2 separate regions of the Homo sapiens genome follow, and region 2 is linked to region 1. A link is an interaction called in ENCODE POLR2A ChIA-PET data of the cell type or tissue named here. Cell type or tissue: GM12878. All regions are shown on one strand. Region 1 overlaps CAMKK2 (calcium/calmodulin dependent protein kinase kinase 2). Region 2 overlaps KDM2B (lysine demethylase 2B).

Evidence for each region. Peaks named below come from ENCODE experiments on the same cell type or tissue, not always from the same donor. Only the 100,000 strongest peaks of a DNase experiment are listed, where the experiment ranks them.
Region 2: POLR2A ChIA-PET joins it to region 1 with 7 read pairs; 3 of 35 experiments call an interaction of 5 or more read pairs at or near these places.

What each region holds. Positions count from the first base shown.
Region 1 is chr12:121,288,700-121,292,699 of GRCh38, reverse strand. All of the region lies in intron 1 of CAMKK2 (calcium/calmodulin dependent protein kinase kinase 2), which reads left to right. Among named protein-coding and RNA genes, the nearest start is that of CAMKK2, 6.0 kb to the left of the region's middle. In GM12878, no CTCF peak of the experiment used is centred here; no DNase peak of the experiment used is centred here.
Region 2 is chr12:121,558,796-121,562,795 of GRCh38, reverse strand. All of the region lies in intron 4 of KDM2B (lysine demethylase 2B), which reads left to right. Among named protein-coding and RNA genes, the nearest start is that of KDM2B-DT, 20 kb to the left of the region's middle. In GM12878, no CTCF peak of the experiment used is centred here; a DNase peak (open chromatin) is centred at 2,265; H3K27ac peaks cover 1,536 bases.

The DNA of each region.
Region 1 (4,000 bases):
TTGTGTCTGGCCTACTGCTATTTTTCTTCCATGTTTTGCTTTCCCACTCACTTCTTCTCTTTGGATGGGGTTAGAGAACCTGGATATGGGGTTCAGGCCGGCTGGCTGCATGGTGCTGCTGCAGCCTCAGCCTTGCGTCTGTGTCTCTTTCCTAACAGTTGAGGAAATTGCATTTCCCTTTTGAAACCGATCTTCTTTCAGGCTGTGCTTGTTGCCTTACTGACCTGTTAGTAGAGATTCGTAAGGGCTTCTTTTTAAAAAAATTGAGGAGGGCTGGGCACGGTGGCTCACGCCTGTAATCCCAGCACTTTGGGAGGCCGAGGCGGGTAGATCACTTGAGGTTAGGAGTTCAAGATCAGGCTGGCCAACATAGCGAAACCCCGTCCCCACTAAAAATACAATAAAAATTAGTTGAGCCTGGTAGCTTGTGCCTGTAATCCCAGCCACTCGGGAGACTGAGACAGGAGAATCGCTTGAACCCGGGAGGTGGATGTTGCATTGAGCCAAGATCGTGCCACTGCACTCCTGCCTGGGCGACAAAGCAAGACTCCTTCTCAAAAGAAAAAAAAAATTGAGGTGAAATTCACATAATATAAGCTTAACCATTTTATTTTATTTTGTTTTATTTTATTTATTTATTTTTTTGAGACAGAGTCTCACTCTGTCGCCAGGCTGGAGTGCAGTGGCGTGATCTCGGCTCACTGCAACCTCCAGCTCCTGGGTTCAAGCGATTCTCCTGCCTCAGCCTCCCAAGGAGCTGGGATTACAGGCATGTGACACCATGCCCAGCTAATTTTTGTATTTTTAGTAGAGACGGGGTTTCACCATGTTGGCTAGGATGGTCTTGATCTCTTGACCTCATGATCTGCCCGCCTCGGCCTCCCAAAGTGCTGGGATTACAGGCGTGAGCCACCATGCCCAGCCCAAACTTAACCATTTTAAAGTGAACAATTCAGTGGCATTTAGTACATTTATAATGTTGTACAACCACTACTTCTGTCTAGTTCCAGAGCATTTTCATCACCCCCAGAGGAAACCTTGTACCCATTAAACTGTCACTCTCTCTTCCCAGTGCCCCTCCCTGCAGCCCCTGGCAACCACCAGCCTACTTTCTGTCTCTCTGGATTTGCTTGTTTTGGACATTTCATATAAATAGAATCATGTAATATATGACTTTTGTGTCTGGCTTCTTTCATTCAGCATCATGCTTTCAAGACTGATCCATGCCATAGTGGCTGTCAGTGCTTCATTCGCTTCTGCGGCCCAGTACTATTCCATTGTGTGGATGGACCGCATTTTGTGTATACATTCATCCATTGATAGACATTTGGGTTGTTTCCACCATAAAGGCGTCTTAAGGCTACTTTGTCCATTCCCGTGTCTCTGTAGCCCCTCAGTTAATGAACTTCTTGGCATAAGACATTTTTTTGTCACTCTGTTTGGAGGGAGCAGGTGATGGAAGAAAGGTTTCTTGAAATCACTCAGGAACCAGTTTCCCAACCCAAGGTTTTCGGGATTCCCTTCATGCACCCTTACCTACCCCTTGCAAGAATCGTGGCTCCCCATTTAAACCCATTGCTGGCCAGGCACAGTGGCTTACGCCTGTAATCCCAGCACTTTGGGAGGCCAAGGCGGGTGGATCACTTAAGGTCAGGAGTTCAAGACCAGTCTGGCCAACGTGGTGAAACCCCATCTCTACTAAAAATTCAAAAATTAGCCGGGTGTGTTGACACGCGCCTGTAATCCCAGCTGCTCTGGAGGCTGAGGCAGGAGAATCGCTTGAACCCGGGAGGCAGAGGCTGCAGTGAGCCGAGGTCAGTGTGACTGCACTCCAGCCTGGGTGACAGAGCGAGACTCCGTGTCAAAAAGAAAAAACCACAAAACAATAACAACAAAACAAACCCATTGCCTCCTGGATCAATTCATGGTCATTTCATTACAATTTTCAGGGACAGTCTTGGTTTTATTCAGTTCCATTCTTTTCAGTTACGATGATTTTTTGTGTGTTTTGAGATGGGATCTCACTCACTCGCCCAGGCTGGAGTGCAGTGTTGCCATCATGGCCCACCGTAGCCTCAACCTCCCAGGCTCAAGAGATCCTCCTGCCTCAGCCTCCTGAGTAGCTGGGCCTACAGCCCTGCGCCACCACGCCTGGCTAATATTTTTAATTTTTTTGTAGAGACAGGGTCTTGCTTTGTTGCCCAGGCTAGTCTGAAACTCTTGGGCTCAAGTGATCCTCCTGCCTTGGCCTCCAAAAGTGCTGGGATTACAGTTGTCAGCCATTACAACCAGCCCTGTTTTGTTAAATGAAGGTCCCCATGTGATTTTATTAGTATATATTTTGTGAGACTTTTTTCCAGGTAAGTAAATCCACAAAGTAGAGAAAAGCAGAGAGATAGTGCCACGGCCCTGTGGCCGTGAGTGGAGTCAGCCCATTCTGTCCTGATAGCTTTGCCAGGAATACCCGCCCAGAAAGCAGAAATGGAAAGCTGGCCTGAGAGGAAGGCCAGCAGAGATCAGCTCCTGAACCCTTCCATGTTCCAGACAAGGGAAGCGGAGTACAGAAAGGAAGGGAGGACGTGATCTTTGCGGAACAATTAGCTTGAGCCACGCTGTGTACTAGGGACTGCCATAGAGAAGATCAACTCTATAGCCACCCTCTTAGGTAGGTCTGGCACCATTTCACAGATGAGAAAATCAAGGCTCAAGGTCCTCTGGGATCTGTATCCTTTCCTGATGTACCTTCTCTTCCTGAGGTCTTAGGCCTCCCTTGGCTCCCCGCCCCGCCTTTTTTTTTTTTTTTTTTAAAGACAGGGTCTTGCTCTGTCTCTCAGGCTGGAGTGCAGTAGCATGATCTCAGCTCACCGCAACCTCTGCCTCCTGGGTTCAGGCGATTGTCGTGCCTCAACCTTCCAAGTAGCTGGAATTACAGGCACGTCCCATCACGCCTGGCTAATTTTTGTATTTTTAGTGGAGACGAGGTTTCACCATGTAGGCCAGGCTGGTCTCGAACTCCTGACCTCAGGTGATCCGCCCGCCTCAGTCTCCGAAAGTGCTGGGATTACAGGCATGAGCCATCGCTCCCAACTTTGGCTCCTTGTACTGGCAAATTATGCTCGTTTTCTGATGGAGTGGAGTCCACCTTCCCTGGCAGGTTATGGGATGGAAAGCATTTCCGAATAGTTTTGGGCTCTGAGAAATAAGATTTAGAATTATTATTTGTTTTCTTCCCTGATTGGACCCCTTTCTCAACAAAACCAAGATAATAATAATAAAAAAGACATCTTTAAAATGATGTGAGTTCTGTTAGATTTTGTAGGGAAGACCCCTGGCTGCTGCTTTCCCCGTTGGGGACGTTAGTGATCCAAATGGGAAAGGGATTATTTTAGCTGCCAGTGTTTCGGTTTCAGTCATGTTTGTAGTATTGCCACTGAAGTTTTTTTTTTTCAATTATGAAACATTTTAAGCATAGAGAAAAGCCAAAGTTTTGCTTTGTTTTTTTAAACTGGCTCGCTTTTTGGAAAGCTGGAAGGAGGCCCAGGAGGTGACGGAAACGGGGCAGAGTGGGGCGCCCTGGCTCTGCAGGCTCGACCCTTCACCCAGCCCGCTCTTTTGGTTGGGGTGGGGTGGGGGGATTGGTGCTGGTGACAGGCTATACCCTGGGGAACTGAGAAATACTGGGACTTGGTTCCTGTCCCAGGTGAGTGGTCTCAGAGCCTTTTGGAAAAGATGAACAATTCTGACATCCTTTCCCTTTTGAAAAGGAATGAAAGAAAATGAGAAGATTCTGTAGTGCCCCCACCCCCACCCCACCCCATCCTGAAAGCTGCTGAGCAACTATTTTTATGTTGCCTCTTTTTATCCTGGTGGCTTCTGTAAATAGTTGAGAGATGGCAGTTGCAGAGATAAAAATGCTAATCCCAACCTGGAAAAGAGAGGGATGGTGGTCCTCGGAGGAAAGGGGGGTGGGAGTCAGTGGGGAGGCCAAGGTGTTGCCCCT
Region 2 (4,000 bases), 270 kb before region 1:
TCGAACCTCACAGCTGGTAGGCAGTGGAGCCAGGACTGCACCTGGCCCTGGGTGTCTTCAAAGCCCATGTTATCTCTTTCCCCTCCTCCTCCCCCCTCTCTTCCTCCTCCTCTTTCTCTTCCTCCCCCCTTCCTCCTCCTCCTCCTCCATGCTTTCTTCCCTTACAGATTTACTGGGTGTCTGTATGGTGTCTAGCCTGGTGCTAGTCAGGAGCTGTGGATCTTGCCCTTGATGGACTGTGTTTTGGAGAAAAACTAAGTTCTCACCCCTTGGAAATCAAAGCTGGCTGACTTGTCCCCAGACTTTTTTTTTGAGACAGAGTCTCACTCTGTTGCTCAGGCTGGAGTACAGTGACCCCATCTCAGCTCACTGCAACTTCCGCCTCCCAGGTTCAAATGATTCTCCTGGCTCAGCCTCCTGAGTAGCTGGGATTACAGGCTCATACCACCACGCCCGGCTAATTTTTTGTATTTTTAGTAGAGATGGGGTTTTGCCACGTTGGCCAGGCTGGTCTCAAACTCCTGGCCTCAGGTGATCTGTTCGCCTTGGCCTCCCAAAGAGCTGGGATTACAGGCGTGAACTACTGTGCTGGCCAGGCCTTTTTAAAGTTTTTTTTTTCCCCAAGACAGAGTCATGGAAAAAAAGTCACCCATGTTGGAGTGCAGTGGCTTGATCTCGGCTCGCTGCAACCTCTGCCGCCCAGGTTCAAGCTTCTCCTGCCTCAGCCTCCTGAGTAGCTGGGATTATAGGCTCGCACCACCACGCCCGGCTAATTTTTGTATTTTTAGTAGAGACAGGGTTTCGCCATGTTGGCCAGGCTGGTCTCGAACTCCTGACCTCAGGTGATCCGCCTACCTCAGCCTCCCAAAGTGTTGGGATTACAGGCATGAGCCACCGCTCCCGGCCTAAAGTTGGTTTAAAATCATAGACTTTTTCCATTTTAAGCTCGGGAAGGAGTCTTAGAGTTCTTCCAGTCCTGCTTCCCCATTTCACAAATGGGAAAAACTGAGGCCTGTAGACAAATTATTTTTGAGTTGCTCAGATAGTGCTTGGCACATCAGAGTCACATGTAGGTTTGACTTTCAGTGATTGGGAGAACACAATGCTTCCAATAGACCCCCAGAAGAAAAGCAACTTGGGGCTGGACATAGATGGGTGTGGTTCCGGGCACATTGAGTTGGATCTCATGAGAGAGGTCAAGGCCAGAGCGGCAGGTAGGGGAGGCATCCAATTGCCAGGACAGATAGAAATGCAGGGAGAGGGGCCAGGCGCCATGGTGCACCCCTGTAACCCCAGCACTTTGGGAGGCTGAGGCGGGCGTATCACTCGAACTCAGGCCTCACTGCTATTTCAAAACAGTAGAGCAGAGTCGGATTTGAACCTGTGACCAGTGCTCTTGCTAATCAGTGCTACCTGTGTGACACGGATGAGGAACAAAATACAAAACCAGTCCAGAAATGTGAGGATGCTGGAGAAGGTTCCAGAACTGTGATGTGGAAGAGTTCTGTGAGCTCTCGGAAGAGCCGGGCTCTGGGGAGTTTGGGGTCGCGCCCGTGTATGTTTCACATTAGCCTTCAAGATGACTTTCAGCAGCCTCGTCCTGGCCCCGAGCCCGAGGCTTTCGGAGCTGACGGATGGAACCTTCAAAGCAGGGGCCACAGGGCCATGGACTAATTTCCGCAGCTGGAACCTGTTGGATGTGTGTGCAGCCCGGGAGCCAGAACACCGATGATCCTGGGGTGGGTGGGCGGCGGAGGGAGGGAGGCTGCTGGCCTGCCTAGGAACTCCAGGCACTGCCCCATGTGGAAAATTTCTCCTGTAACCCACTGACTTCAGGAACCCGAGAGCCCCAGCAGTGTGGATCCCTTGCAGGTCTGAAGGGACGCTTGTCCCTGTCAGCTGCTCTAGGGATGGCTGCTCCTAAAGGCTGGGAGGGCTGCATTCCATTCTTGGCACTGATCTGTCCCCTCCATCCCTTTAGGCTACCTGCCTCCTCCCCGGTGCCAAACCTCTTGCTTAGAGACTCAGCCTGTGTGCCTGGTTCCCTTTGCTCCTGTGGCAGATCAGACCGGGAGGCTGGAGGGCTCATTCTTCATCTCTCAGCTCAGGCCAAAAGGGACTGGCGGCCCCCGTCTCTTCCTCTGCCCCCACTGCCCCTGCCCCTGCCCACTTTATACATTTAAGGGAAGTGATCCGAGTATTCAGGAACTGAAACTCAGTGCCTCGCCCCTGGGAAAGGACCCAAAAATGCCCCAACCCAGTGAATTTCAAAGGGAAACCCCAGGGATCTAGGTCTGAATTCTGAGCACCCCCCACCCACCTCCTGCATCAGCCTGAGCTGCTTGTTTTGTTTTTATTTATGTGTATTTGGCTGTCATCAAAGCTTCTGTTTGAAGAAGGGGTTCTGTGGTGAAGGAAAGAAAAAGTATAAAGTCAGTTTCTTCCTGCCTTTACACACAAGGCAACTGAGTTCTGGAAATGGGTCAGTCCAGGCTGGGTGAGGTGGCTCATGCCTGTCATCCCAGTGCTTTGGGAGGCTGAGGCAGTAGGATCACTTGAGGCCAGGAGTTTGAGACCAGCCTGGTCTCAAACAGAGTGAAACCCTGTCTCTACAAAAGAAAATAAAGCCAGGCATGGTGACTCATGCCCATAGTCCCAACCTCCTTGGGAGGCTGAGGTCGGAGGATCGCTTGAGCCCAACAGGTCGAGGCTGCAGGGAACCATGATGGCACCATTGCACTCCAGCCTGGGTGATAGAGCGAGACGTCTCCTAAATAAAAACATATAAAAACACAGTGACTCCTTAAAATTATTAAATACCCATTTTCAATGATCAAATTTCTACTTGTTTCATATATATATCATAGATGTTACTCCTTTTTTTTTTTTTTTGAGATGGAGTTTTGCTCTTGTTGCTCAGGCTAGAGTGCAGTGGCACAATCTCAGCTCATCTCAACCTCTGCCTCCCGGGTTTAAGCAGTTCTCCTGCCTCAGCCTTCCGAGTAGCTGGGATTACAGGCATGCGCCACCATGCCTGACTAATTTTGTGTTTTTTTTAGTAGAGACGGAGTTTCTCCATGTTGGTCAGGCTGGTCTCGAACTCCCGACCTCAGGTGATCCTCCTGCCTCGGCCTCCCAAAGTGCTGGGATTACAGGCATGAGCCACTGCACCTGGCCTGGTTGAGCTGCATTTTAAGTCTCTTTCACTCTCTGGATTCTCCCTACATCTCCTGCCTCCCTGGTCCCCTCTGTTGCTATCACCGTGCCACTCTGGGTAGTGTTCTGTCACGTCTGTGTTTCCTGCTGCCCCGTGGGGGCTGGACCCCAGCTGTGTGGCATGAACAGGTGACCTGTCCATTTCTGTTTCCCTGGGGGAGGGGAGGTCCGTGAAGCCCAGGTGCCCAACAGAACTGACTTTCCTTCCTCCTCCCACCACTTCCCCTCCCACCCCTCCCATAGACCTGGAAGTCCAGCTTCCAGGACACCTGGGGAGCTGCTCAGAGCTCCCGGCACACTAAGGAAACTCTTCTTAGAACCAAGCCTCCCGACCTTCTGCTCCTAAGACGGTCACTTGGCCTGCCCAGGCCTCTTGCCTATACGCTTCCCCCTATGACTTCAGCCCCAGCTGCTCCCCACAGCCCTTCCCTGGTCTGAGGCAGGCATACAGCTGAGTTAAGCCAGTCCCTTAAGTCCTGACTCCCTTGCATCAGAGGGCGGAGCAGGCTGAGGTGTAGTCAGCGGGGACCCTGGCTTGGCCCTGGCCTGACTGGGAGTCTTGAACACTGGTCCCAAGTGGCATCTGTGATGTGAAAAGCTGCAAAGTAGCGGAGGCCAAGAGGGTGCCTAGGAGGTGCTGGGGAGGGCGGCGATGGCAGTGGGAGGCATGGTTATTCCTCAGAAAAGGAGGCTGGGTGCCATGGTTCATGCCTGTAATCCCAGCACTTTCAGAGGCTGAGGTGGGCAAATCACTTGAGGTCAGGAATTCGAGACCATCCTGGCC